Regions from separate parts of the Homo sapiens genome. Here region 1 is linked to region 2. The links are chromatin loops, found by intact Hi-C in ENCODE. Cell type or tissue: sigmoid colon. All regions are shown on one strand. Each heading gives the region's core, and the rest is flanking DNA. Links, peaks and the distances in the headings are about the cores only. Region 1 overlaps LINC03063 (long intergenic non-protein coding RNA 3063). Region 2 has its middle 38 kb from the start of LINC03063.

Evidence for each region. A loop is a pair of places that touch in the nucleus more often than their neighbours do. Peaks named below come from ENCODE experiments on the same cell type or tissue, not always from the same donor. Only the 100,000 strongest peaks of a DNase experiment are listed, where the experiment ranks them.
Region 1: it touches region 2 in a loop (1.9-fold over the local background); 3 of 110 quality-filtered maps call a loop at or near these places.

What each region holds. Positions count from the first base shown.
Region 1 is chr2:37,604,378-37,620,021 of GRCh38, forward strand. LINC03063 (long intergenic non-protein coding RNA 3063) reads left to right here. Exons shown (of 2, transcript NR_187223.1): 2 at 7,796-8,710. Among named protein-coding and RNA genes, the nearest start is that of LINC03063, 50 kb to the left of the region's middle. In sigmoid colon, for the core only: no CTCF peak of the experiment used is centred there; DNase peaks (open chromatin) are centred at 9,944 and 11,634; H3K27ac peaks cover 1,026 bases.
Region 2 is chr2:37,516,260-37,531,903 of GRCh38, forward strand. No RefSeq gene overlaps it. Among named protein-coding and RNA genes, the nearest start is that of LINC03063, 38 kb to the right of the region's middle. In sigmoid colon, for the core only: no CTCF peak of the experiment used is centred there; a DNase peak (open chromatin) is centred at 7,762; H3K27ac peaks cover 669 bases.

The DNA.
Region 1 (15,644 bases), core at 5,050-13,049, 89 kb after region 2:
TAAATAATAAATAAATAAATAAATAAATCCAAAACTAGATGCATTAAAGAAGGTAAGAACAGTTTTACTTTACCTGTGTCACCCCTCCCCCAGTGTGGCACAGATCAGTGCCAAGAGAGACCGCTTCAGCCCAGTTTCTTCCACAGGGGAAAATGAGAACAGTGAGTGCCTAATTTCCTCAGCTGTAGGATGCTGTAGAAGAGACCCACTTCTGCCTCACCCATTTGAGAACCCTGAGGGAATCAGTATGGCTGAATAATCTGGGGGTAGCTAGGAGCAGGGAAAAGGGGCAGCACTCACAGCAACCTGAGTATGGAATTCAGCAAAGAGCCACAGTTTCTATTAACTACCTCCCAAATTCCATCAAGAGGGCCAGCCACAAACTACATAGGATGCATAATCTGCAGATCCCCTGACTAGCCCATGTGTGCTTCCAACCTTCTGCATGCCCTTCCCCCATGTAGCTGGCACCCTGAATGCACCCCCATGGATAGCATGTACAAGCTTCTGCAGATTGTGCATGAGAACATGAAGATAACTAACTTGATTCAGGATTGGAAGGAAGTGACTAATCTTGAATTTTTCAAGGCACTTCCTAGGGAAGATAAACAGGAGGCTTACATTGCACCTGGCCTGACTTTTGCAAGATCAAGAGAAGGAATATGCTGTAATTTGAATGAAAATTTAACATTTAAAATTTATGTTGAAGCTGAATACTCAATGCAATAGTACTAAGAAGTCTAACCTTTGGGAGGTGATTAAGTCATGATGACTCTTCTCACTTGAATGGGATGAGCACTCATAAAAGATGTCAAGGTTTATGGGAGTTCTCTTTTGCCCTTCCATCCCTTCTGCCAGGTTAGACTTCTCCTATGGAGAATGCAGCAAGAAAATACCATCTTGAAGCAGAGAGCAGCGCTCATCAGGCATCAGTCCTTCTGGAGCCTTGATCTTGGACCTCCCAGCTCCAAAATAATAAGTAATAAATTGTTATTGCTTATAAATTACACAGTCTCAGGTATTTTGTTACAGCACCACAGAATAAGACAACATATTAATATAATCTTGACACTTGTCTACCCCACTCAAGAGGGAACAAGGGAAGTGGAGCATATGCATCTGTAGAAAAGTTCTGAGAGACCACCAGAATCCCTATTTAAGCTGACTAATGAAAGTCTTTCTCTTTTGAAAATAGTCAGTAAAGATTGGAAGAGGTAACTCCTTTTTCAAATGCGAAGATAGTAGTGAAAGACTTCAAAGAATGCAAAAAATCAAGGACACATGACTTCACTAAAGGAACACGATAATATATCAGTAACCATCCCAAAGAAATGGAGATCTATAAATTGCCTGATGAAGGATTCAAAATAATTGTTCTAAGGAACCCCAGCAAACTACAAGAGAAAACAGACAACTCAGTGAACTCAGAAAAAATACATGAACAAAATTAGAAGTTCAATAAAGTGATAGAAATTATAAAAAAGATACAAGCAGAAATTCTGGAACTGAATAATATAATTAAATGAAAAATTCAATAGAGAGCTTCAGACGCAGACTTAAGCAGAAGAAAAAATCTCTGAGCACAGACAGATTAGATAAAATTATCCAGTTAAAGGAGAAAAAATAACAATAAAGAGTGAAGCCGATTAGATTTATCGGACTTCATCAAATAAATGAATTAATATATACATTATGAAAGAGAGATAGAAAAAGGGGACAAAAGCTTACTTAAAGAAAAAATGGCTGAAAACTTCCCAAATCTTGAGAGGGATATGAACATCTTGGTTCATGAAGCTCAAAAATCCACAGACAGGAAAACCCAAAGAAGATTATAATGAGACACATCACATTATAACAAAATTATCAAAAGTCAAAGCCAGAATTTTGAAAGCAGCAAGAGAGAAGCAGATTGCAACATTCAAGGGAACCTCCACAAGGCTATGAGTAGATATCTCAGCAGAAACCCTGCAGGGCAGGAGAGAGTAGGATGAAATATTCAAAATGCTAAAGGTGGAAAAAAAAAAAACCCCTGCCAATCAAGAATACTATACCTGGCAAACCTGTCCTTCAGAACTGAAGGAGAGATAGACTTTCCCAGGCAAACAAAAGCTGGGCTTCCTCAGCTTTGCTACTACACTCGCCTTACAAGAAATGCGAAAAGGAGTTAAGTTTAAAGAAAAGGATGCTAATTAGTAACACAAAAACATAAAAGTGTTCATATGTTTACTCACTGGTTAAAGTAAGTTGATAGTCAAATTTAGAATGCTGTAAGATTGCAATGGTGGTATATAAATCACTTTTCTAGTACAAAAGAAGACAAAGTATTAAAAATTCAGTTGACCTATTGTCCGAAGAAATTGCTCTATAAAGAGGAAGTGCCTCCTTATATTCAAACAAAATAAAACAAAAGCTTAGACAACCATTCAGAAATATAGTCTGATAGAACAGAAAGTCTTAGACAGGGAGGCCTGGTTCTGTCTTTTTCCCCTGCTAGATACTGTTTTCCTATATTGGATGAGTTCTTTAACTTTCCTTGTCTGTTTTCCCATGCATAAAAGAAAGGAAAAGATTCAGAAGATGGGTGCATTCTGGGGTCTTGTTAAAATGCAGGCTCTGACTCAGAAGGTCTAGGGTGGGTCCCAGATTCTACATTGCCAATAAACTCCCAGGTGATGCTGGTCCATACTTAGGTTAATACTACTACATATTCATCCCATTCCTAAAGGAGATTGATCATACACAAATCATGGCATCAATAATCCTGGCTGATAAAAAATTCGGGACAAAGAAAAGTTGTATTCATTCAATAAAGGCAATATTACAAAATGCAGTTGACCTTTGGAGAATGCAGAGGTTAAGGGCACTAACTCTTCCCCCATGTTGTCAAAAATTTGCATATAATTTTTGACTCCCCCAAAACTTAACTACTAATAGCCTACTGTTGACTGAAAGCTTTACTGATAAACAATTGATTAACACATATTTTATATTTTATGTGTATTATATACTGCATTCTTACAATAAAGTAAGCTAGAAAAAAGAAAATGTTAATAAAAAAATCATAAGAAAGAGAAACTATATTTACTATTCATTAAGTAAAAGTGTGTCAGCATAAATGTCTTTTCATCCTTGTTGTCTTCATGTTGAGTAGCCTAAGGAGGAGGAGGAAGAAGAGAGGTTGGTCTTGGTGTCTTAGAGGTGGGAGAGGAGAAAGAGGTGGAAGAGGCAGGCACACTTGGTGTTACTTTTATTGAAAAAAAATCCTCATTTAAGTAGACCTATGCAGTCCAAATTTGTGTTGTTCAAGGGGCAATTTTAACTATATAGCTATAATAGGTTAACAGATACACAATATAAAAAGATGGAAATTTTGACATCACTAACATAAAATAGGTGGGGTGGAGAAGTAAAAGTGTAGAGCTTTTGAATGCATTTGGAGTTTAAATTATCAGCTTAAAATAGACTTAAAACTATAAGATGTTCTATGTAAGTTTCATGGTGACCGCCCCGCCTCCCCACACACACACAGGCTCTAATATATACACAAAAGACAGAGAAAAAGGAATTAAAGCATACCTCTACAAAATATAATCAAAACAAAAAGAAAGCAAGAGAAGAAATAATTGAAGGAAAACAAAGAAATAATTAACTAAATGGCATTAGTAAGTCTTGTCTATCAATAATTATTTTAAGTGTAAACAAATTAAATTCTCCAGTCAAAAGACATAGAGTGGCTACATAGATTTTTTTTTTTTTAAAATCCAAGAATATGCTACCTACAAGCAACTCACTTTAGCCTTAAGAACACATATAGGCTGAAAATGAAGGAATGAAAAAGGTATTTCATGCAAAAGACAGCAGGGATGACTGTACTTATATTAGTCAAAGTAGACTTAAATCATAACTGTCGCAAGAGACAAAGGTTATTATTTAATATATAGTGATCAAAAGGTCAAGTTATAAAGAGACTATAACAATTGTAAATATATATGCACCCAACATCAGAGCATGTTCTAAGTATATAAAGCAACATTAACAGAACTGAAAGGTGAGGTAGACAGCAATGTAATAACAGCGATTTCAATACTCCGTTTTCAACAACTTCCAACACTTATCAAGACTGAATCATTAAGAAATAGAAATAGAAATAGAAAATCTGAACAGGCCAATAATGAGCAAGGATATTGAATCAGTAATTTAAAAAAAGTCTCCCAACAAAGGAAAGCACAGGACCAGATGGTTTCACAGATGAATTCTACCAAACATTTAAAGAAGAATTAAAACTAAGCCTTCTCAAACTCTTCACAAAATTGAAGAGGAGGAAACACTTCCAAACTCATTTTATAAGGCCAGCATTACTCTGATTCCAAAGCCAGAAAAGGATGCTACAAGAGAAGAAAATTACAGGCCAATATCCCTGACAAACATAGATTCAAAAAGTCTCAACAAAATATGAGCAAACCAATTCAGCAGCATATTAAAAAAGCATACATACCATGATCAAGTGAGATTTATTCCTGGAATGCAAGGTTGGTCCAACATACAAAAATCAATCAATGTAATATAACACATTAACAGAATGAAGAATAAAAATCATATGATCATCTCAATAAATGCAGAAAAAGCATTTGACAAAATTCAACATCCTTTCATGATAAAAACCCAACAAATTAGGTATAGAAGTAATGTACTTCAGCATAATAAAGGCCACATATGACAAGCCCACAGCTAAAATAATATGGATTAAAATCAATACGGATTAAAGACTTAAATATAAGACCTGAAACCATGAAACTATTAGAAGAAAATATAGGACCAAAGCTTCTTGACATTGGTCTGGGCAATAATTTTTTTTATATGACCCCAAATGCACAGGCAACAAAAGCAAAAATAGACAAGTGGGATTGCATCAAACTAAAAAGCTTCTGCGCAGCAAAGGAAACAATCAACAGAGTGAAGAGACAATCAATCTATGCAATGGTAGAAAACATTTGCAAACCACATATCTGGTAAAGCCTTAATATTCAAAATATATAAGAAACACAAACAATAGTAAAAAAAAAAAAAACCTAGATAACTTGGTTTTAAAAATGGGCAAAAGACCTTTATAGACATTTCTCATTCAAAGACAAGCCAAGAGATGGAAACAACCTATGTGTATGTCAGTGGATAAATTGATAAAGTATGCTGTGTGTATATAAATATATATCCCATACTTTATATGGTGTGTGTGTGTACATATACACACATACATATATATATACATATATATACACACATATATAAAATGGAATATTATTCAACCTTTAAAAAGAAGGAAATCCTGCCATTTACTAAAACATGGATGAATCTGTAGGATATTATGCTAAGTGAAATAAGCCAGACACAGAAGGACAAATGCTGTATGATCTCACTTATATGTGGAATTTTTAAAAGTTGAACTAAGAAAAGCAGAGAGTAGAATGGTGATTCCCAGGGTGTAAGGACAATGGCTGCATTGCAGTCAAGTATAGGCCGAGGTACACATCTGGCACAGCATGACACAGTGGGATTGGAGTGCAGACATGCAACCCCATGCGTTATATAATCATAGCTATGTAGCCATAACATGGGAAGTTTCATCACCTGGCTCTGAGCCACTGTTGTCTGCGAGGTGCATAAATGCAGCACCAACAGTGTCAGCGAGCTGCTGAATAAAGCCATGTCTCACCTACCTGTGGCCTCTCGAGTGTTCTTTCAGCTACCTGCCACCCCAGCGAATCCCCTCAGACCTCATCTTGGACTGGAACCTAATACAGGGGCTTTGGGGGTGGTGGTAGGGAGATGCTAGTCAAAGGGTACAGAGTTTCAGTTTTGCAGGATGAATAAGTTCTGGAGATGCGATGTGCAGCATGGTGACTATAGTTAATGGTGCATTGTATACTTGAAATTTTCTAAGAGAATAGATCTTAAGTGTTCTCACTAAAAAAATGAAAAGGTAACTACATGAGGTGATAGACAAATTAGTTTGATTGTGGTAATTATTTCACAATATATACATATATCAAAACATCATGATGAACACATTAACTATATATAATTTTTTTTTGCCAATTATACCTCAATAAAGCTGAGGGGAAAAAAGGATAAGCTGCCATCTATTAAATTTTCTCCCAAGCAATCGGTTGCAGGTTTGTGCTAGGAAAATACGTCACTGTGAGTTCAAAAATCATGCAAGTGAATTGAACTCTGCTAGCATAATCTGATGAGTAAAATCCATTTTATCGTATTAAGAAACATTTGCGAAGGCGAATGAATGAATGACTTGGAGTAGGTTTTCCCTAGCAAAAGAAACGATCACCTGAATTGTTCTCTTAGTGTTGTCCATGTCTGTTTTTGTAACAGAGAGCTGGTCAAACAGCTGAGTGATGTCTGAAAGTGTTATCTCTCACCTCAGCTTTATGGACAGCAGAATTAATACAGGAACTCAGAGGGGAAGTGATTAGACCTTACAGTGAGAGCAAAGCAATGTCTTGAAAGATGCTTCTGCCACTGTCAAGGGCTGTAGAATCTTTTAAAGGCTCCAGCCTTAATTTATGAGTGAGTGCAAATCAGATATTATTTTTAAGTGTCCTGTCAAGAAAACTTGCCAGGAATTCCTTCATAAAATAGAGAATCCTCTTGTAAAGCAAACCACTCCAAATTTGGGAGAAGGCAATGCCAGAGAATTTCAACAGTCTGCCAAAATCAAGTTATTATCTGAATAACTTGGCCCTTTAGTGAGAAGACTAACTTGTTTTTAAAAAAATCTGTAGCCCTAATTAGAAACATTTACTAGAAGTCAGCTGGTCTCATAGCAGCAGCTAATTTCTGGCCTGGGCTAACTTTGTCATCACGCTTTAGGGAGGATAACTGAAGATCCCTGAGGATCCTGGAAATTGATCATCAGCAAACTGGTGGCTTCTAAAAGTGAAAAGAGTTGAGAGCAGTGATCTTCAAATGGTTGCTGTACATTACAATCACTTGTAAAATCTTTTAAAACATGATGTACAGGGACTTTTAAGGGTCATACCAATTAAAACAATAACTGAGGCTAGGACCCCAGGCAGCAGATCTGAAAATCCCCCATGTGATTCCAGTGTGCAGCCAAGATTGAGAACCACTGGCTTTAAGCAGAGCAGGGATTCTCATCCTAGCTACATGTTAGCATCACCTGGAGAAAATTCAAAGAACTACTGATGATCAGGATTCACTGAGAACAATGCAGGTAGAGTGTGCAAAGGCTCAGGAGGTGTTCAACTGATGGCTTAGTGAGCATAGGCAGTAGTTCTCAAAATGTGGTTCCAGAACCAGCAGCATCAGCATCAGCTGGGACCTTGTTGGCAATGCAAATTCTCAGACCCCGACCCTACACCTACTGAACCAGAATCTCCAGGGATGGGGCCCCAGTTTCTGCATTTTAACAAGCCTTTCAGGGGATTCTGATACAGGCTGAAGTTACATAACCACTAGGATAGTGAATAAGAACATGTCCCTGGAACTAGACTGCCTGGGTTCAAATCTTGCCTCTGTTACTTGCAGAGTAACATGGGCTACTAACCTTTTCTGGGCCTCAATGTCTCCTTCTGTCAAATGGGGATAATAATGGTTGTCTCCACAGAAGGTTGTTAAAAGGGGCAAAAGAGTGACATGTGAACAGGGCCTGGTATATGGGAAACACTACATAGTGCTTGTTAAATAAACATGTTGATGTGCTCTCGTTCTAAAGAGATGTGCGTCTTGGATGATATTCAGTAGGTGTTATTTTGTACTGCAGCAGACACTTGAAGAAGCATCTTTCTTGTGATCTCCTGGCTGGTACCCTGAAGTCCTGTTATGCCAATGGACCAGCAACCCTCGCAGGTAGGAATTACTGCTAGAAAGACTATCCTCTCTGCAGGCAAATTTCTGGAAGGATACTATTTTATGGGGAAAAATGTGAACAACTGTAGGTAATTTCACAGTCTGTAGGGCTTGTCTCCTATTTGTAATTTCTTACATGTTTACTCGTGGTGGAAATGTGGAGGTGGCTAAGGAACAAGCAGGCCCGCTGTGTTTCAGTGGCTTTCAGAGAAGGTGGCGGGAAATAGTCTCTTCTCAGCAGCAGCTGAATCCCAGTGTTAGCAGACGGAGCCTTGTTTCTTGAAAGTACATTCCCAGGGATTCCCTTGAAGAATGTGAGAGATCAGCTGGAATGAAACTGGATGTTTTAGGGTCCTGAGGGAAATGTAAATCCAGCAGCTTATTCTCAAGATGTGGCTCCAGAACCAGCAGCACTGATTCTTCTAAAGAGTTGAGAGTGCATTTTAGCTGTGATATCTTTGTACTCTTAAGAAATCCTCCTCAACAAGACAAAACTTGACCAAGAGCATTCAGTTGTCTTCCAGAAGGCTCCCTTGAGGACTGGGACTCTTCCTGGATGCACCCAATTAATCTATTGAAACAAGGACTCGTGATGGCAGCCCCTCACCTGACAAACTGGATTTTCCCCAGAGATCATTTGTAATGTTTTTCCTGAATCTTATTTGTGTTTCCCTATTAGCAATGTTATGTATTTCTATATCGCAAATCCTAAGTGCCGCCTGTAGAACCTAACCTCCATTTATAGCATGGAACACACAGCCCATCACGTATCCTTGCCCTGGCCTTCAGCCTCTGAATATTTTAATAAAAATCACTCTTTCCTCCTTAAGGACCATGTTCTTTAAAAGCTTAACACATAGTTCTTAATAATTGGTTGCTTTACTTGATGTTTCTCTGTTTATCTTGGCTGCCCAGAAGCTCAGACTTAAATGTAAGAGTCTACTTACAGTAACAACCTTGTTGCGGATACAATTAATTCTCCCTATCTTGTATGTGGTTTCCGTTGTCTTTATTTATTATCTTTATTTAAACCTTTAAAAGAGTATAGGATATCAATTTATGAAAAGAAAAATATTTTTTTTAGTTCAATTGAAATCCCTGTTTTGTACCACACTATATTTAATGCCCCATATAGTTCTAAAACTCTGCATGATTCAAAGCAGGGGTTCTTATTCTGGCGTGTGTGTGTGTGTGTGTGTGTGTGTGTGTGTGTGTCTGTATGTACATACCTCAAGGGAGTCTCTAATTTATATATATAATTTATATGTATATATACACACATATATGCACACACACACACACACATATATATACTTTATATGTAACATATATATTAAATATTATATATGTGTATACATACTACACATATATATACACATAGTGTTTGTGTGTGTGTGTGTGTGTGCACTTTTGGAGAGAGAGCATCTCTAACTTTCATTAGTTTATGCAAAGAATTTATGACCCTTCTCTTGCCCCACCCCCAGACCCAAAGTTAAAAATTACTGGTTTAAAGGGACCTGGAAGTAAATATCCAAGAATAGGAATGCACACAGCTCCGCCTTCAAGTCTTCCTCCCCAGTCAGTAAACATCATTGTCATTTATTTTTGGCCTCTTTTAGGAATCGTTCTTCTGACCAAGCAAGTAGATGAATTGCTATATATGGAGCCAGTTCAAAGCAAGGCACAACTCGCTGGTTTTAGATACCAAAGAAGTCCTACAGTTCAATTATGACCTGGGGGAGGTCAGAGCTCGGCAGGTGAATCTTGCTTCTGAATGAAGCTGAGGCAGAGGGAGCCGACTTGCTTCACCCTTTCCCTCACTGGTTTCCCCCAGGGAGGCCTGGGTAACAGGCAGGGTGCAGCTCCTAGGCACAAAGATGCCTACTGATTGTGCTGGGCCAGGCTGTGGATGGGAGTTGATGGGGCAGCGAGATGCTGGGCTAGAGGCAGCAGTGGGCACCCATGACACTCAGGGAGCTGGATGTCAAGCCACGGAAATGAAATCTACCAGAGTATCAATGAGTCACAGCTGCAGCATGTTCTGAGTCCATGCACAGTGCTGTTGCCAGGAGACCCAAGACAGTGTTTTCCAAAGATGCTTAAAGCAAGTCTCCTGAGCTGGCTAAGGATGCACCATAGGGTAAGCGGCACAGAGCACATGCGCCATCACTTTCCTCCTCCTCTCCAACCAGAGAAGTACAGCAATGATCTGCTTAATAGTAAGACATGTGACAGCAACAAGTACACACTAAGTCACTATTCCTCTTGTTTCCCTGTAAGGGGAACTTGGCAGTTTTTACATTTCTGTCCCCTCATTCCCTCCTCTCCAGAGGAGGAGTGGCTTCCCTGATTGGGGAACTTGGGAGCGACGCTTGAGAATGTGGGCTCAGTCTCCTCCTCTGCCCTCGAGCTTTGGGAACAGCCTGCCTCAGAGGCCATGTATTCTGGTCTGTTTGATTCCTTTGTACTGTAGTTTTCCCTGAGAGGACTCCTTCATAGGAGACTTCTAGCTGTCCAGCACTGCTGTGGATACGCTTAATTTGGGGATGTAATGCTGGCATGCTCATTTGGTCCTCACATCTAAGTCACAGTCTCCAGTAGCTTTACCAGTAATGATACTGACGTTTTGATCTCCACTTCTTTCTATTGGTTCTGAACATAGGCCAGTAAGGCAGGAATGCTTTGTATTGGTCTTTTAAAATTCCAACAATTTCTTCTGAAGAAAGGGCTCTCCTAGTTTGAAAAATCTTAAGACAATCTGATCTCAGGCCCTGTGGGTGGTTAACAATATTTAGGGTCATAAAAGCTGGTTAACATCAGCAGGCAAGAGATCTTGGAGAAATGAAGGGACAGAAGTGGAGCAGACAAGGAAAGGGTCACCCTACCCCAGCAGTCACAGAAGTCACCAAACTTCACCAACATGATCTTCCAGCTTGAGCTGCCTCTCCATGTCCTCTCTCCCCGGCCAGATCTGATTCAGAGAGTGCCTGGGCCAATGAACATCTAACTGATATATTGAACAAATAGAGTTTAATCTGGTATGATCATGAAGTCATGTTTTTCTCATCACTGCTCCAGCGAATGCCATCTTGGCTCCTTTCTGCTGACTCTTGCCTTTGAATGAAATCTCACAAAGACATCCTCGTTTTGGTTATTCTTAGACAATAATGGAAAAGTCCTCTAGTTACATCTAGCCACAAAAAATATATATCTTATTTGAAATTAAAATGTCCAGGCCCATGTAATAGTCACATTTAGAGTAGAAACCCTGTTATCCTCCATGCAGGCTGGCTTTCTCCTAGAAACTTGTATGAAGTCAGGGAGGGGAGGCATACCTACTTTCTGTATTTCTACGGAGCATGTTTACCATTCTCCTTTACTTACTAGGTTGTCTTGGATGACCCAGGGCTGAGGCAGGGGAACAAGAAGAGATAGGGAAAGTTCTTGCTGGATGGTCTGGTGCTGGTCTCCTCTGGCTATGGGTCCTTAAGAGGTTCTTTTGCTGGGTCCCACTAACTACAGCTTCTAGCCTTTTCGGCTGAGGTCACTATACTATTTCCAGAACGTACCCCTGAGTGGGGTCACCTTTTAAATGACCCAAGTTGACAGTCCTACTACGAGTTACACATCTTGGAGTCACATGCCAGTGGCCTGGCATTTAAATCAGAGGAGGCTTCAGCTAACATCCTCTTGCGACTAGTGGCAAAGGGTTGGTGGCCTGGGTGTGGCTGGCTGCTAGAGTGTGGAGCTGGCAGAGGTTTTGCTGGTGAGATGCTGCCGGGGTTTTGGAGGAGGAAGTGGGTGGAAATGTGGGCCTTGCCCTCTCTCAGCCTGTGACAGCCTCTCTCTTTCCTGCTCCTGTTCCTTGCTGTTGGTTGCCCACTTTTCCCTTGCATCTCTCAGGCCTTGCCTTCTTCTTTGCAGTCACAGCATCCACGTCATCTTTTCCTTTTTTTATAGGATTTTTGGCTTCATAGAGAGGCTTGGTGGTACCAGCCTCTCTGTTATTTTTGTTCTAAGCCAGCCACATCTTCCCCTTTCACTTGCTAGACTGAGAGTATTCTGGGTGACTTTGAATTGAGCAGAGGTTGCCTTGGCAATCTGTGTACCCAGGGATATTGATTGGGACTTCAGGAAGTTCATGTGAGCTGACATGCAGACATAAGAAAGGGTCTACTGGGCAGAAGGAGCCAGGGCAGGACAGAAGCTACCAAGAGGAAGGGAGAAGGGAGGAGCTGCCTTAGAGAAACACAGGATCTGCCTGCCAGGAGTTCACAGGGTTCAGCAAATGGCCCAATTGTGATAGACAAGAATTACACAGAGGGAGTAAGTTCTAAAGCATTTAAACATTCCAAGCAAAACAATAAGGGCTGTGAATATCGACTCAATAATCCTTCCTATTCTAGGATTTTGGAAAAACCCATTTTACGAATTCCCTACAAAAAGTTTCCAAATCACTCAGAGAATAGTGTATTTGCCTGAAAAACATCCAGACATTCCTTATCAGCAGGCTTATGCTGCCAGCAGTGGTAACACTGTGCTTTCCCCTAAGATGTGCAAGGTTATGAGCCATGGAACAGATGTTTGCGGTTTATGACTACCTCTGCTTAAGCCTGATTTCTTAAACAAGTAGTATCTTTCAGGTGCCTTCTAATATGCACTGACTGCATTTGCTGGAGGCCTCTGTCTTAACACAGTCTCTTAATTCCCCTTCCTTTTGACTGTGTGGTTCCAGGAATGCTTGGATTTTAGTAAAATCCTGGCCTTTGATTAGGGCTGAAACTGTGCCTACTGCCCTAATGGTACATGGCAAATTAAATATCCCCCAACTTGGGTTTTGATGTGTTTGCTCTGATGAACTTTTCTCATTATGGGTTGATATGGTTAGGCTTTGTGTCCTCACCCAAATCTCATCTTGAATTGTAATCCCCATAAGCCCCATGTGTCAAGGGAGAGACCAGGTGAAGGTAACTGAATCATGCGGGTGGTTTTCCCCATGCGGTTCTCGTGATGGTGAGTGAGTTCTTACGAGATCTGATGGTTTTGTAAGGGACTCTTCCTCCTTTGCTAGGCACTTCTCCTTCTTGCCACCTTGTGAAGAAGGTGTCTTGCTTTCTCTTCGCTTTCTACCATGATTGTAAGTTTCCTGAAGGCTCCCCAGCCATGCTGAACGGTGAGTCAATTAAACTTCTTTCCTTTATAAAATTTCCCAGTCTCGGGCAGTTCTTTATAGCAGTGTGAGAATGGAATAATACGTGCATCGAAGGGCAATTCACGTCCTTTCTCTCCTGGGTTGGATTTCTGGAGCTAAACTCAGGTTTGCAGGAGTTAGCATTACTTCTTCACCATGGAAAAGAAAAACAAGGACAGGTGGTTGCATAAAGGACCCAGTGATTAAATCGAAAGCACCTGTGAAAACTCAAAGTCAATATTTTCTTTAAAGGAAGGGAGTGTACACAATCATGGTTGTTTAAGTTAGCTACCATAGCAGAAATGACCTGAATATCAATGATTGGCTTCAGCTGCTCAGCACGTCCTTCGGGTCGAAAAGTTGGGCAGTGGCCTCTGCCAACTTGTTTTTAATGAGATATCCTAATATTTTGAACAACATTGCTATGCTTCTATTTCTACCTTAATGAAAACAATGATATCACTTATACTTATTAAGCACTAGCCATGCATCCAGCACAGAACTAAATATTTATATGGATTATCTTGATTAAACTCCTCACAATAACCCTATGAAGTAGCTGCTATTTTCACGAATAGATGATAAAACAGAGGCTTAGAGACAATCTGCCCACAGTCATATAGTTTGTAATTGAGTCAACCCATGGCTGTTGTGACTCCAAAGTCCATGCTCTTACTTAGTATTGCCTGCCTGTCTTCATCAGTTGGGTAGAAGGTAACTTCTAAGTTTGTGTGTGTGTTGGTGGCAGGGGTTGGTGTTTTTTTTTTTTTTTCCCTTCCCAGGTGTTTGTTATCACAATGATTTTCACAATTCCATGTCCTGTTCCTGTGCTCTCTGTGGTGTTGACTGCATCAGTGGGAGCTTAGCTGGGGCACCTGAGTTCTCCTCCAGGTGTCCTCTGTGAGTGGTGTCTCATCCTCCAGGGCATCTCCACATGGCTTCTCTCCAGCAGAACAGCCTAGTCTTCCTCACAACATGGCAGCTGGGATCCAAGAGGGAGCTTAACCAAGAAAACAAACCCCTTTTCCAATTGCTTATATTAAGCCTCGCTTGCTAAAGTCTCATTGGCCAAATCAAGTCACATGATCAAGCCCAGATTCAACGCAGGAGAGAACTTTACCAGGGGTAAATATCAGGAAGTGTCATTCATTGGCGAAGCCACAGTAGAACAGTCTATCTCATTAGTAATAATAGTAATGATATCTTTCATATATTGAGCACTTACCATGTGCTAGTCAGTGTGTTATAGGCTTTACAAAATTATTTTAATCATCATAGTAACCCAACCTATCAGCTTGGTTTTATTCCCATGTTATAGGAGAGGAAACTGAAGCTCAGACTAACCTGATAAAATGACAAGAGTGAATTCAAACACTGATCATTCTAAGTTCCCGATCCAAGAGATAGAAATATGGTATACAGAAAATGAAAAAAAATTTTTTTTTCGTATAATGATAGCCCTTGGAATTCATAAGGAAAAAAATAAAGGTACTAGTCAATGACTTTAATGCTCAGTAGGTAGCATGTTTAGGGGCCTTCCTGCCTCAAGACTAATTCTCTTGTATTTGCAGCCAGCCTTTCTAATTCTGGTATTTTGAATGGAGAACAGTCAATAAACAAAATTGGGTATAATTAGGCTAATCAAAATGTGAAATAATATAGTGTAACTTTTCTTTTAATCAGCCTCTTGTTTTATTCTTTGGCTAAATGAGCTGGTCTTTCCTCTGGCTGTGTTTTCAAAAAGTTCTGCTCCAAACCATTTGGCAAGCAGTGAGCTGGAGAAAGAACGAAGGGGAAGGGTCTATACCCTATAATGATGCAGATTTCAAAACATAGCTTGGATTTTTGGAAAATCCCTTCATGAGCATGAAAAATACAACAACTATGTTCAGATGCTTTTGCCAGCTGAAAACCACCATGACACTTGAGATCAGTTGCAAACGTTCTCTCCTTCCCCACCAGCACCCAGGGCTGTGGTCCAGGCAGTGAACACAGTGTTTGGCCTGTCCCAGGCCTAAGGGTGTATGAAGTGTGGGCATTGTTGGGTGAGCTTGGCTGGGAGGGCAGTGCCTCAATGCAAGGGAATCATGTGGAAAGATTCATGGAAATTTATATTAAAATATGATACCTCCAAAAATAATTTCTTGCAAGCAGCAAGAATTAACGCATTGTGAAACAAACAGAGCTTTCACTATTAACTTCAGGGAAGAAAAAAAGGGAGGGTGGCTGGCTCAGTGGAAAATATCGGCTGTAAGCTGTGATTTTTTTTTTCTTGCCTTTCCCATGCTAGATGGCACTAATTGAAGAGCTCAGTTGTTTGGGGAGGGGGTTTTTGGAGGAATGTAACATGATCACGTGATTTTTGGTGCATCGTGGGGTCCCTATTTTATTTTCACTGTTAACTCCACCATTGTTTTGGTCTTTGAGGTAATTTTAAATTTTAAGCTGATTGCATGATTTTTCTGGAAGTCAACACTCGGAGAAAAGGCTGATTTGGAGGGCCTGCAGAAGTGCTGGGGTGGGTGTTGACAGATCTGAGTGACATTTGCATGGTATTTCCCTGTGTCACCCC
Region 2 (15,644 bases), core at 3,988-11,987:
CCACTATCATAGTTGAAGGACAAGATATAAACAAGTTCAATCCACTTATAAACAGAAATAATTAACAGACTTCCTGGGGGAATATCTATATCCAGTATTTTAGATCTAATCACCTCATAAAAGGATTTTGAGATGACTACGAACAAGAGGATATGGATGGGAAAAGATAAAACTTGGTTATAGTTTTATTGCAATAAAGTACCCATGAAAACACACCCAACAATGAAGCAAATTTGAACAAGATATAATCAATGATTGGCTCCTTGAATACGCCCCACCTAGCTATGCAGACTTGCCTGGGTGATTTCCTTAAACTTGCAGTAATTTTTTAAAAGAATTAGAATATTTGGGATACCATTTGAGTGTTACGGCAATGCTCTAATTTATTAGGAGCCTACTGGGCAGGTGTTCTTATTGAATATCCAAAATAACTTAATGGAATAAGTTGTACTATTATCTCCATTTTACAGATGAGGAAACTAAGACACAAAAAAATTAGTTTCATGCGAGGTCACTTTGAAAGTGAGAGAGAGAACTGAGATTCAAACTTGGATGTTTAACTCTGAGATCTTATTCTTAATCATCACATATCATTTCTCTGTGTTAATTAATATTTTCCATATTTTCAAAACAGCATTTTATTACACCATAATCTCATGTGGTCAAACTTGGGAACTTGGCCCAGGAGCATGGGCTATGTGAGATACATAGCCCATGTATTTAGGGCAAGTAGAAAAAATTAAATTAATTCATTTAACAATTTTACTGAAGTATAATTGAAGTACAATGTTTTAAAGTATAATTTTATCAGTTATGACAAATGCATACACTCATGAAACCATCACCATAACCAAGTTAATAATTATTTCTCTCTCCTAAAATTTTTTTCCCAACTCCTTTATAAATACACCCCTCCCTCTGCCAAGATTCACAGGCAACTACTGATCTGCTTTCTGTCACTATAGGTTCGTTTACATTTTTAAGAATTTCATATAAATAGAATAATATAGTATATGCTCCTTGGGGCCATGCTTCTTTCAGTCAGCATAATAACTCTGAGATTCTTCTGAAATCGTAATTTGTTGAGCATATTGGTAGTTTGTTCCTTTTTATTGCTGAGTAGTTTTGCATTATATGGATGTACCACAAATTGTGTTAATGGACATAGAAGCTGTTTTCAGTTTTTGGCGATAACAAATAAAGTTGCTATGAACATTTGTGTGTAAGTCTTAGTGTGGACATATGCTTTCATTTCCCTTGGGTAAAAACCTAGGAATATATATCCTATGATATATTTTATATAAATTTTATATATTTTATATTTTAAAGAACTTGCCAAACCATTTTCCAAAATAGTTGTGCTTTACATTCTCAGCAGCAATTGTCTACATCCTCATCAACACTTGGTATTGCCAGTTTAAAATGTATATATGTAAGATATATATTCTAGAATATAGAATATTCTTATGTATTCTAGAATATAGAATATTCTAATGTATTCTAGAATATTAGAATATATATAATAATCTAGAACATTAGAATATTAACATATATATTCTAGAATATATTAGAATATATAATATATATTCTAGAATATTCTGACATATAGAATATTAGAATATATGTAGGATATATGTTCTAGAATATTCTAACATAGAATATTAAAATATGTAGGATATATTCTAGAATATTAGAATATTCTAATATTAGAATATATATTCTAGAATATTAGAATATTCTAATATTAGAATATTCTAATATTAGAATATATATTCTAGAATATTCTAATATTAGAATATATATTCTAGAATATTCTAATATTAGAATATATATTCTAGAATATTCTAATATTAGAATATATATTCTAGAATATTCTAATATTAGAATATATATTCTAGAATATTCTAATATTAGAATATATATTCTAGAATATTCTAATATATAGAATATTAAAATATATAGGATATATATTCTAGAATAATAGGTGGATAGTAGTGTCTCGTTGTAGTTTTAATTTACACTTCTGATGACTAACAATATGAGCTCTTTTCATATGCTTCTGAGCCAACTATAGGTCCTTTTAGGTAAAGTATATAAATGTTTTACTTATTTTAAAAATTGGATTGTTTGTCTTCTTACTGTTGAGTGATAAAATTTTCAAATATATTTTCTGTGCAAGAACTTGTCTGATATATGTTTAGTAAATATTTTCCCAGGTCTGTGGCTTGCAGTTTTGTTTTCTTAGTGGTGTCTTTCAGATAGTAAAACACTTAAAATTTGGTCGAAGATCAGTTATTTTTTTTCTTTTATGGCTCATGCTTTTTGTGTTCTAGCCAAGAAATGTTTGCCTACCCCAAGATGTAATTCTCCTGCGCTTTTTGTAAAAAATTTTAGAGTTTTATGTTTCAAAGTTAGGACTATGATTACTTTGAGTTAATTTTTGTGGATGGTGTGAGGTAAAGGACCATATTAATTTTTTTTTCTGAACAATGTGTCCAACATCATTTGTTGAAAATCCTTTCCCCATCGAATTACCTTAGTATTTTTGTAAAAAAAACAAAAAACAACAAATCGACCATATGTATGTGGTTTATTTCTGTATTCTCTATTCTTTTCTATAAATTTATATGTCTGTCTTTTCACCAGTATCATACTGACTTTTATTTTATATTATTTTATTTATTATTTATTTATTTTTAGAGACACAGTCTCACTCTGTCACCCAGGCTGGAGTGCAGTGGTGCAATCATAGTTCATTGTAACCTTGAACTCCTGGGCTCAAGTTATCCTCCTTCTTTAGTCTCCTGAGTAGCTAGGAATACTGGCATGTACCACCTTGCCTGGCTAATTTAAAATAAAATTTTTTTTTCTGTAAAGACAGGGTCTTGCTATGTTGCCCAGGATGGTGTCAAACTCTTGGCCTCAAGTGATCCTCCTGCCTTGGCCTCCCAAAGTGCTGGAATTATAGGCATAAGCCACTGCACCCAGCCCATATTGCTTTTATTATCAGAGTTTTATAAAATATTTTTTGAAATCAGGTAAGTGTCCCAACCTTGTTCTTCTTTTAACAGAATGCTTGGGTCTTTTGTGTTTTCATATATATATATATATATATATATATATATATATATATATATATACACACACACACATATATATGAATATATATATGAATATATACGTATATATGAATATATACATGTATGTATATATGAATATATGTATATATATGAATATATATGTATATATGAATATATGTATATATATGAATATATATGTATATATGTATATATATGAATATATATGTATATATGTATATATATGAATATATATGTATATATGTATATATGTATATATATGAATATATATGTATATATGAATATATATGAATATATATGTATATATATGAATATATATGAATATATGTGTATATATATGAATATATATGTATATATATGAATATATGTATATATATATGAATATATATGTATATATGTATATATGAATATATATGTGTATATGAATATATATATGAATATATATGTGTATATGAATATATATGAATATATATGTGTATATGAATATATATGAATATATATGTGTATATGAATATATATATGAATATATATGTGTATATGAATATATATGAATATATATGTGTATATGAATATATATATGAATATATATGTGTATATGAATATATATATGAATGTATGTATATATATGAATATATATGAATATATATGTACATATATGTATATATATATGAATATATATGAATATATATGTACATATATGAATATATATATGAATATATATGTACATATATGAATATATATGAATATATATATGTGTGTGTGTGTGTGTGTGTGTGTGTTTTCATATACATACATATATATATGTATTAGAATCAGCATTTCAATTCCTAAAAAATTGACAGTGCATTGAAACTATAGATCACCTTGGGGAAAATCATCAACTTAATAATATTGAATGTGATAGTTATTTTTGTTTCAGCTTGACTGGTTTAAGGGATGCCCAGATAGCTGGTAAACAACATCATTTCTAGATGTATTTGTGATGGTGTTTCTGGAAGAGATTAGTGTTTGAAACAGTAGACTGAGTATAGAAGATCCACGCTGCCAACACTGGTAGGCATCATGCAATCCATTGAGGGAGCGAATAGAACCAAAAGGTGGAGGAAGGTGAATTCTCTCTCTCCTTGACCTAGGATACCCATTTTCTTTGGCCCTTGGATATTGAAGCTTGGGTTCTTGCGCTTTTGGATTCTGGGACTTATACCAGGGCCATCACCCTTCCTCTGGTTCTCAGACCTTCAGGCTCAGACTGAATTACACCAATGATTTTCCTGGTTTTTCAGCTTGTAGACAGCATATCATGAGAATTCTTAGCCTCCATACTTAAGTGAGCCAATTCCCATGGTAAATCTCCTCTTATATATGTCCTCTGGAGAATGCTGACTAATACACTGAGTCTTTAAATCTACGAATGTGGTCTATCTTCCCTTTTATTTAGGTTTTCTTTACTTTCTCTCAGCAGTATTCCATAGTTTTTGGTGTAGACACATTTGACTTGCTTAAAACAATTTTTTTATTGCTATTGTAAATGGAATTTTTTTAAAGTTCAGTTTTGAATTGTTGCTGCTTATATACTGGAATACGATGGCTTAAAAATATCGTCCGTGTACCTTACTAAACTTATTTATTAGTTCTAGTAATTATTTTGTGGATTCCCTGAGATTTCCTACATAAATAATTCTATTGCCTGTAAATATTATTTTACTTTCTTATTGATCTTTATTCTTATTATTTCTTTCCCATCTTTTTCATTTTACTTCCCTCTCCCTCTTTTAAAAAATATTACAGTGGTTTAGACTCCCAGTATAATATTGAACAGAAGCAGTGAAAGCAGGTCCCCTTGAATTGTTACCAATCTTAGGGTGCCAATGTCAAGTATGATGTTAGCTGTAGGTTTTGCATGGATGACTATTGTCAATTTGAGAAAATTTCCAAATATTTTTAGTTTGCTGAGAGTTTTAAAAAAAAATCACAAATGAGTGCTAAATTTTGTCAAATGTCTTTTCCCCATCTATTAAAATGATAATATGAATATTCTCCTTTGATCTGTTAATGAGTGAATTATATTTGATTGGTGTTCAAATGCTAAAACCAACATTAGTTCCTTGGAATAAATTCTACACAGTTATGATGTATTGTCTGTATATTGTTAAACACAGTGTAATAATATTTTGTTAAGGATTCTTGAATCTACCTTTCCCCTTACTTTCCTTCTATATTTTTGTTTTTGAGAGGTTTTAGTTTATTCAGTGGGAGGGATGCCCTGGAATGGGCCTTTGGTGCTACATACTGGAAGCAAAATGTGTACTTTTTTAAAAAAGTAAAATATTTAAAAATGATTCTGTAGGTAAATGTGGGTTGCTTATTGGCCAATGTTGCCAGCTAATTCCCTTAAATATTGAGGGAGAATAAACTTTTTACAAAATGTAATATAAAATTCTTCATTTATATGTCTAGTAGGATTCCAGTAGGACCATCCACTTCCCTTTATAAGTGTTTAGAACAAAAGACTTGTGCAGTCAGATTGTAATATGCTTTAGGAAGGTAGACGTTTTTGTTGCTAGTTCATTATTTTATGACTAAGGAATTTTGAGATATATAAACTCTTCAACTTCCCAATTTGGGCTGTATTCTTATAAGGTATCAATTCCAGATTAGCACAGAAACTTCGTCTGCAATGAAAATTTGCTAAGCAAGTTGAAGTTCATTCAGTGCTAGCATGCTTGAGGAATTATGAAACATCAGACTGTGTTGCTACTGGAGATGGGGGTGGGGTTGTCTGAAGATTTTACTTAAGGTTAAATGAAGTTTTTGGACTTTCAGATAATTATTCGAATCAGAGATAAAGATATCAGCTAGAGAACCTTGTGTGCCTCCTTGTACACTGTTGAAAGAGAAGTCTGAAGAAATGTGAGCGTTTCGGCTAAGGTGCCAAAGCCTAGTCAAGGAAATCAGGAAGTGTAGGGGAAAATGCATGGACTTTTGAATCAGATGAATGTGGATGGTATTACTGGGCTTTATCCCTTACAGGCCATGTTTTCGTTTTGGAGACTTCAACTTTTGAGCCTCAGTGTTCTTAATATCTACTTACAAAGATCTCTGTGAAAATTAAATAAAAATATATGGAAAGCCCTTTGCATATAGTAGCAATGAAATAGATGCTAATTCCTTTTTTTATAGGTCAGTATTTAAAATATTGAAACAGTATATTCACCGTTTTTTGAAAATTACTTTTAAAAAGCCAGATTTTTTTTGACAGATCATTTTTCTTCTATGTATGTTGTTATTTAAGCAGCATTCTTAGTCTCTCTCTCTCTAGACTGGAAGCTCCAGGAAGACAACAAACTTGTTTATCCGGCTTATGGTTGTATTCCCAGATATTAGCAGAGAAATTGGTACATCATAAGCAATGATGTTTATTCCCTGAGTGATGAAATGTTGTTTGCAAGTCGTTCCTATACAACTGTTGGTCTCTGGAAAGCTTCTTAATTGCTTATTTTTCCCCAAGAGAGTCCAAGATACCAGAGTGCATTGCAGTCAGCAAAGGCTACAAAAATGAAAAAACACACAGATGGCCAGAGGTGGTCCAACTCATTCTTCTTTACTCCAAAAAAATAACTCCCCAAATAGAATATTTTCGAAATTTAGGGATAGGGATATTTTGCCTTGTGGGGTGGCTAATAGTTAAGCCAAAAAAAAAAAAAAAGTCTTGGTTATGAATGTTGTGGCTATCAGCTTTTTTTTTATTTGCTTGACAAAGAATTCCTTTCTTTACTATAAATTTCTTGACTGTTTAACATTATAAGAATACCTGATGTACAATACAATTAAAGCTAAAGCCCCTTCTGAAAAGTTGATAGCTATTGAGATTCTGACTATTTAAAACATTCAAAAGAGGCTTTAAGTGATCACATGTAAATTAGATCTCTACAGAGGTGACACGAGAATAAAAAACTGCTTATGTACAGTGATTGAAACCCAGCAGTCTCCTTTGAGAGGCACAGAGAGATGATGATGGTGGTTAGTGTAGCTAGCTGGTTTCTTGACTAGCATGTTAAGCCAATTAATAAAGGTACACCTGGCATCTGAGTATTTTCCTTCCAATTTTTTTCTTTCGAGAACAAGTATGTTTAAGAAAGCTAGAAAGAAAGAAAAAAAAAGGGAAAGAAAAAGCAAGGCAGCTCATTTTATTTTATTTTTTTCATGATTTGTTCTTAAAGTTTTCTTTTTAGAAAATAAATGCAAGAATGTTTTTGGAACCATCTGAAAAATGTGTGTTTCTATTTCCAGTAGGACTTGAACCAGGACTGAGATAATTTTAAGTTTAACTGACAGCTCTTAAGCAGAAATGCTAAACCTTCAAATCCTCAGTCCTCTCTGCAACTGGAGTTTTCTTTAAGATTGTCAAATAAATATGTTTGGGGAAGATGGTAATTAAGTGTGAACAGATGGTTGTTTTTAGCTGAGATATTAAGTCTCAGTGTTTAATAGAATGATTTGCCCTGTTGGAATCAGTGGGTGTGATGTAGTTTACTGGCTGGCAAGACATCAAGTTTGTCAAAGCTAATTGGGAACCATGATAGAGATTCAAATTCCTTATATGGTTTTTAGGACTGGGGAAGTGTTAGAGGAAGATTACGACACTGCTACTCCATGCCAAAACGTTACACTACGGCTCTGCAGACTGAAGATTGCCTCACAAGCAGAAATATACTCTTTCCAACAAACACTGGTGGAATGAAAAGGACATTGGATTCCTGCTTCCAGTTACTGCTTGCCCTTCCCTGACTTTGTGACCTGAGGCAAGTCCCCAAATCCCTCTGGGCCCCAGTATCCTCATTTTTCAAATGGAGGAGGGTTAGAATTAAGATGCAATCATGCATCCAGTTGTTTTCCAAAGCATTGTCCAGCTAGGGAAGTGGTAGCACGTGGTGACTGAGAGCTTCCCCGATCCTTTTAGATCAAAGAACACTTCTATGCCTTTGTGCAACTGGTGTGCTGTGGGTACAGGTACTTTTACATCCTCTAGTTAGTGAGTGCAAAGTACTCTTGGAAGCTCCCAAGCACTCAAGGTTTCAATCTGCATTCTTCTCCTCTATATGCACTTTATATTTCAGGTTTTATAGTTTGAGGATTTGAAAGGTAAGAAAAGTGTGAGCTACAGATTTTGGAAGAATCCAGGAGCTGAGCTCATAGCTAAGAACATGTCAGGGGTGTTAAGCAGCTCTGAAGTATGTAACAAAGGCCATTTAGGTCTCAGGAGGCTGCCACCAGAACACTACCCGCCCCTCTAGCCCATGCCAGCCAGGTGGGGGACAGGTGGAAAGATGGAGATGTGGACAGCATCAGAGATTTTTCAGCTTTCATATGCCACATACTCATGCTATGTTTATGCACACACACACATACACATGCACACACACGATTTAAATAAAGGTTTTCACTGAAAATCTTGTGGTTAGATTGTGCCTTAAAGTTTTTGGTTAGCCCAAGGGATAGATGCTGTTGTGAGGGCAATTTCACAGCAAAGAAAATATTTAATGAAACTCCTTACCTGGGGAGCCCATAGAAAGAAGGGGATATGACCTCAACACTCTAAAATATAAAACTTTACTCTTCAGAAACAATTATCTTATTTCACTGAAGGAGAAGGCAGGCCATGTCTTCACAAGCCCAGGGTTTGCCAAGTGGATAAATTCCCTGGGAAAATGGTGCTTCTGATCATTTTTGTCCCCAGTGTCTAAGGCTTATTATTGTGAAGTATACATTCCCGGCAAGCATTGTCAGGAGCTAGGTCTGTTGTTTAATAAATGAACACTCATGGACTTGGAAGCAGATGGCAGCTCCCCTGAGAGGAAGTGGGAGATTTGGGAGAGGACAGCAGCACTGCCTCACTCACAATCCCTTATTTTGGCGGAGGAAAGTAAGGGCTCTTCAGGGTATGTTTCTACCTTCTCATGGCTGAAATCCGATGAGGCATTGGACCTCCTCACGCAGAGTCTTTGGATGCTTCTGTCTGAGCCTGAGCAGTGGGCCAGATGGACTATCGGTCTGCCTCAGGTGGTGTTTCTTATGGTTTCAATTAGACCTGAATCTATCAAGTGCATTGCAAATGCCCAGAATGGGGCAAGGACAAGCCACCTTTCCAGGAGGCATTTTCTGTCCTCATAATCAATGTCAAAACACTTCTTGCCTTGTATACAATCCATCTGGCTGGTAACTGAGCCCAAAACTTAGAAGTTCCTCTTAGTTTACTTTAGAGAAAGATTTCTCCATTCTACACCCTGTTAGTCTGTCCATGGGGCTGCACGGTAGCTTAGGTTATGGGAGGGATTGCAAAGATTTTCCATTTGGAAATCTGAGATGATTGGAAAAATGAATGGAAAAAAATCAGGCTTCCAGAATTTCATTTCTACCAAACAATCATCTATGTAAATTATTCCCTGTGACTACGTGTCCAATGTATCAAAAGCATCCAGATATGGTATGGAAACAGGATTGACAATCTTACCAGTTAAAAATAGATATAGATAAAATGTATGTTTTATCTGTATATCTCATGATGTGCTCTTTTATTGAGATTATCTTAAATAATTACATATTGTAATGACTAAACAACAAAACCAAAAGCTGGGTGTGGCAGAAAGCACCTATAGTCCCAGCTATTTGGGAGACTGAAGCGGGAAGATTGTTTGAGTTCAGGAGCTTGAGACCAGCCTGAGCAATATAGCAAGACCTCCATCTAAAGGTAAATAAATAAAATGAAATAAAAGAAAATAAAATAATAAATTTAAAAATTAAAAAAACAGTTAAAACTTTAGTTTGAAACATACACAGGTCCACTGTCATCTTTACTCATGGTTGCTGATGTTCTAATTTTCACATATATTCCATGACTGCATCCTTTGTGTCTTTCAATCTCGTATCAAATGTCCCTCCTCAGAGGTCTTTCTGACTACTTTAACAAAACCCCCAGCTAAAAAATCTTCACCTCTAGTCCAGAGAACAACTGGACAATTACGGCAGAAGACCACAGTGTGTGTCTTTTATTCCTTTATTCTTAAAATAACAGAATGCTCCAATTTGTAGCCAGATACTCAACTGCTCAAATAGATACTACACTTCCCAGATGGCCTTGTAATTGTTGTGGTCACGTGACTAAGTTTGGGCCAATGGGAAGTGAGAGGAATGAAAACACAACACTTATAGTCATCTTCTTATTGATGCACCGTGTGTCCTGGTCATCCTTTCTTGCTTTCCCACAGGCTGGAATGTAGACATGGTGCATGTGAATTGCTCCAGATGAGTGCACTGGATGAGTATACCACTCTGGGAGATGAACAGGGAGACGGATAGCACCTTGGTCCTTGGGGACCCCTGTAGATGCAGCACCTTCCACCCCTGGACAGGTCACCTTTAGGAGCAAAAAAAATACACTTTTATCTTCTTTAAGCACCGTATTTTCAATCTCTCTGTTACTGAAATTCAGGTGTACCCTAAACAATACATTCTCTATCACATCTATTTCATTTTCTTCATAATAGTTACCCCTATATTTATTTCTCTCATTGATCTGTTTATTTGTTTATTGTCTATCATCTTTCACTGAAATAGATTCCACTAGGACAGAAATTTTGTGTTAACTTCTGCATCCCCAGCAGCTAGAACAGTGCCTGACACATAATAGGTGCTCAATAAATAGTTATGAATTAATGAAGGACTTTAAGGCATATCTGTTATGGGTTATGAGAGAGCCCATGAGACTTCTTGGAGTAGATTCTCAGCAGCTTTATTAACCATGGGGGTTTTACTAACCTCTGGGAGGCCACAGAGGAGCAGGATGCCATGGTAACTCTTATTTACTCATCATGCCTGTTCTGGGAGCTTTTTATATTCTAATGGTTGACCTGGTCATTATTTTATTTTTATCTGGTTTGTTCTAAGAACTACCTCTAATGTTTATGTGGTGAGATACCAGAGCAGTGGTATCCCGCTGGTCATTCATTCCACACATATTTATCGAGGGCCTGTTATCTGCCAGGTGAACTGGTTGGGGGAGGTGTGCCATTTTATTCTAACATCAGGACCAATGTCAACACGTTAAATGTACGAAAAGAGGGTTCATATTAGTTCACACTTGACAAATCACAGAGTCATACGAATGAGGAACTTAGCCAAGAATGATATTTACAACTAAATCTGTAAGGAGGGGAGTCCACAGAGGAGCAGGATGCCATGGTAACTCTTATTTACCCAACACACCTGTTCTGGGAGCTTTTTATATTCTAGGGAGAGATGCATTCTCTCTCACAATGAATCAGGGACACGATCTGACTCCTATAAGGGCCATATTCAAAAAGTGGTGAGATATTTTATATCTGGACTTTACTGACTAGTGAAAGTAAAATCTTTTAAACTGAGTTTCACCATAATTGGTAATGGGAATAATTAAGCAGGCGAGAATTTATTCAACTCTGGTTTTTTTTTTTTTTTTTTTTTTGAGATAGGGTCTCCAGGCTTGAATGTAGTGGCGTGATCATTGCACTGCTCACTGCAGCCTCGACACCTCCAAACTCAGGTGATCCTTCCATCTCAGCCTCCTGAGTAGCTGGGATTACAGGCGCACACCACCAAGCCCAGGTAATTTTTGTATTTTTTGTAGAGACGGCGTTTCACCATGTTGCCCAGGCTGGTCTCGAACTGCTGGGCTCAAGGAATCCACCTGTCTTGGCCTCCCACAGTGCTGGGATTACAGGCATGAGCCACCAACTTTGAATAAAAAATATTGCTGGGAGAAAATTAGGAAAGGCAGACTGAGGTTTTTGGTTGAGGAAAATTCCACTTGATTTTAGGGGAAATGATTCATTTTAGAGTAGGTTCTAGATTATAGTGGTCCTCAAATCTTGCTGTGTGTAAGAATGTGCTTAACTCTAGAAAGTAATAATTGCATCATAGGCATTTATTTTTTTAAACTTAAAAGCCTAGAATTTTCCTAGGAAGAAAATAGGAGACATTTCAGGGTAATTTGGTGTGGGTGTATATACTCTCAACAGAAAACCAGTGTTTGTGAATATCATGCCTCAGCACCGTCACTTTAAAAACCTGTCCAGATGTCACTATAAACTTGGAAATGCACAGTTCTGAGTTTTCATGTTTGAAATGTAAAATGTAAACTTTGGTCAATATCCAGGCTTGTTTTCTACTATTCTAATAATGAGAGAATTAATGGCAAGGCCTGTACTTTCAGGAAAGGATAGAACTACAGGTTAACAACTAGAAAGTCTTGATATCTTTAGCCCAAAGTTTACTTTTGAATGAAAGTCTTTACACTGACTGGTTGTGTTTGGTTTATTTAGTTAGCTTTATATGGTGTGTGTATGTTAGGTTGAGGGGTTGTTAACCACCTCCTTAATGGTCTGCTTTTACTCCATGTGTCTCCTGTCACAGGTAATGGAAAACAAGTAGAATAGGTGACCTCTTAATTTTGAATTTTTTCATGAGAAGTGTTTGCAGAGTTATTACCTCAGTTTATAACCTACCTGGTCATTATTTTATTTTTATCTGGTTTGTTCTAAGAACTGCCTCCAATGTTTATATATTCATGCTTAAACACACTGAGAGTGAGACACCATAAAAGTTGGTCAAATTTTTGCAGAGTCCTTATTTTATGTGTTTTATGCACCTCTACTTTAGGTAATTATAGGGATTGCATTTACAGAGTCTGGTATAATACCATGAAAACAGGCTTATTTCAAACACTAGCTATGTCAGTTGGAAAGCCAGCATCATTTGCCTTGAAAAAGCTTTTTGACAACACATAGGCATTCTTTTAAAACCACACCGAGGCATTTTGTTTCAGATACTTATGTTGTGTTTTGCGTTTCTGAAATCTAGCACCTCTGCGTATTTGAAAATAATGGGACATCTTTTATTGGATTTTGGAAAATTGTTTCCCATGGGATTCCAACCTCACTACCAAATGAGTAAAAGCTTGGTTAAGGACTCTTCCATATATTCTCCTCCTTTAGAAGAGATCAGATGGTGATGAGAAGTACAGAACGGACTATTTTAAAATTGGACTGAAGGAGAAAAAAACAAGTTTGTTAGTTTCATTCCCCATTCTAGTTATTAGAACCAAGTTAAACACCCACAATCTTAAAGAAAATCCTTGAAGGTTTTAATTAAATATTTTACACATTTAAAGTCTTGTAATGGTACTTTAAGTGTCACTGTAGCATGTGAAAGGCTTTGTATAGACAGGTAAAATTTCCATTTCTGAGTGATGAAATGTGATATCACCCCTTCAACTTTAACTTGAAGTTAAAACTGTCAGATTTTTTTTTTTTTTATAATTTAAGGAAGGTAAAGTTAGGGGACTAGAAGACTTCTAAATTGTCTTCTACAGAGCCAAGGATTTAAATGTAACTAGTTTGTTGTGATTTTACAGTTAAAATTATATTTGTGTGTATATATAACTTATCTGTAAAGTGTAATAAATACATTTGCAATTAAAAAAAAAAGAATGTGCTTAAAATGCAGATGTTTGCACTCACCCCTGGAGAACAGATTTAGTGAGTTCAGGGCTGGGGGTAGAAAACTGCTTTTAAATAAGCTTCCCAAGTGATCTCTGAGCAAGTCATTCTTGGATTACACCTTGAGAAGCACTGTCTTAGAAAAACCACCCCATTAGCTGGAAGCCTCTGATGGGACTGCAGAGACCCATGGCAGGGTTTTAGAAGCTCCCTGGCACAAGCTTTCAGAGGACAAGCAGCTGCTTTAGTTTTCCATCCCTCATTAATAGAATCTGGAGCCTACAGTAGCTGGCATGCAATTTAGAACTATTTTAAACAAAAGAAAACAAATGATGTGCAGCTGGAAACTGCTACCTTGCAACATAAATTCTGCTGCAATTTGTTTTCAATTTCTTGCAGATGTGGCACAGCAATGTGATTGCACTTTCTAAAGTCCATAGTGCTAGAGTGGCGACCTACAAGAATCTGACAAGGCCAACCTGCTCTGGGGAATATGTGACCACATAATTTTTTTCTTAAAGTTATGAACATGTAAATATTCAACATGACCAAAGCTGAGTGTTTCAGCATTTTATTTCAGTAGATCCTTTATATTTCTCTGACTGTAGGACAAAATCATCCCTGAATAGACTATGTGTTTTTATTTCTCTTCATAGGCAATATTATAGCCACCGTGTTGTATTAAAATTACACGACAGCAGCTTTACCTTTCTGACACTTGTTTGCTATATAGTGACACATGCATGTGCAGAAATCTGCAGAGAATGGCTGTGGCTGATTTGTAAAGCCTTTGGAGCCTCCAATCTTTGCCTTTGCTTTACCTGTGGAGCTGCTGAATACACCCCTGTGGACATATTTATGGAGTGTTTCCTCAAAATTCATAGACTACATCATAATTCCTTGGGTGGTGGTATGGATTGAATATTTGTGTCCCTCCAAAATTCATGCTGAAACCTAATCCCCATTGTGGTGGTAATAAAAGGTGGGTCTTAGAAGGTGATTAGGTCATGAGGGCTCTGCCCTCATGGATGGGATCAATACCCTTATAAAAGAGGATTGAGGAGGCCTGCTTGCCCCTTCTGTCATGTGAGGACACATATAAGTTGCCATCTATGAGAAATGGGCTTCACTAGACATTACATTTGCTGATAACTTGATTTTGGACTCGCCAGCCTTCAGACCTGTGAGCAATAAATTTCTATTGTTTTTCAATTGCCTAAAGTATTTTGTTACAGCAACCTGAACGAACTAAGGCAGGCTGTGTTTATTTGTAGTGCAGCTTTCTGAGCTTCAAAATGCAGACATTTTGTTTCAGGCCTAGAGTAGGGTTAAAGAATGAGCATGTTGGCTGGGCATGGTGGCTCATGTCTGTAATCCCAGCACTTTGGGAGGCCGAGGTGGGTGGATCACCTGAGGTCAGGAGTTCGAGACCAGTCTGAACATTATGGTGAAACCCTGTCCCTACTTAAAAAAAAAAAAAAATACAACAATTAGCCGGGCATGGTGGTGTGCACCTGTAGTCCCAGCTACCGGGGAGGCTGAGACAGCAGAATTGCTTGACCTGGGAAGCAGAGGTTGCAGTGAGCTGAGATTGTGCCACTGCACTCCAGCCTGGGCAACAGAGTGAGACTCTGTCTCCAAAAAAAAAAAAAAAAAAAAAAAAATTAGCTTGTTAAACAATGCCCATAGATGATTCTGAGACAAATAGTCCACGGATCCCAGTTTGAGTTGACGACTGGATTAGCACAATAGGAAAATGGAAAGATGTAGGAATTGTAGTCTCTGCAATTGACACACACAAACAGAGGCAAGAAGGCAATGACATTCATTACATGCAAGTGATCGAAGAACCCCTAATAATGGCTAACATTCACCGGATGCATGCATTAACTGATTTAATCCTTAGAGCTAGGTTCTGTTACTATCTCCATTTATAATGAAGGCATTGAGGCAGAGAGATGTTAATTATCTTGCATAGAATCACAGAGCTATTAAGTAACAGGGTTACATTTAT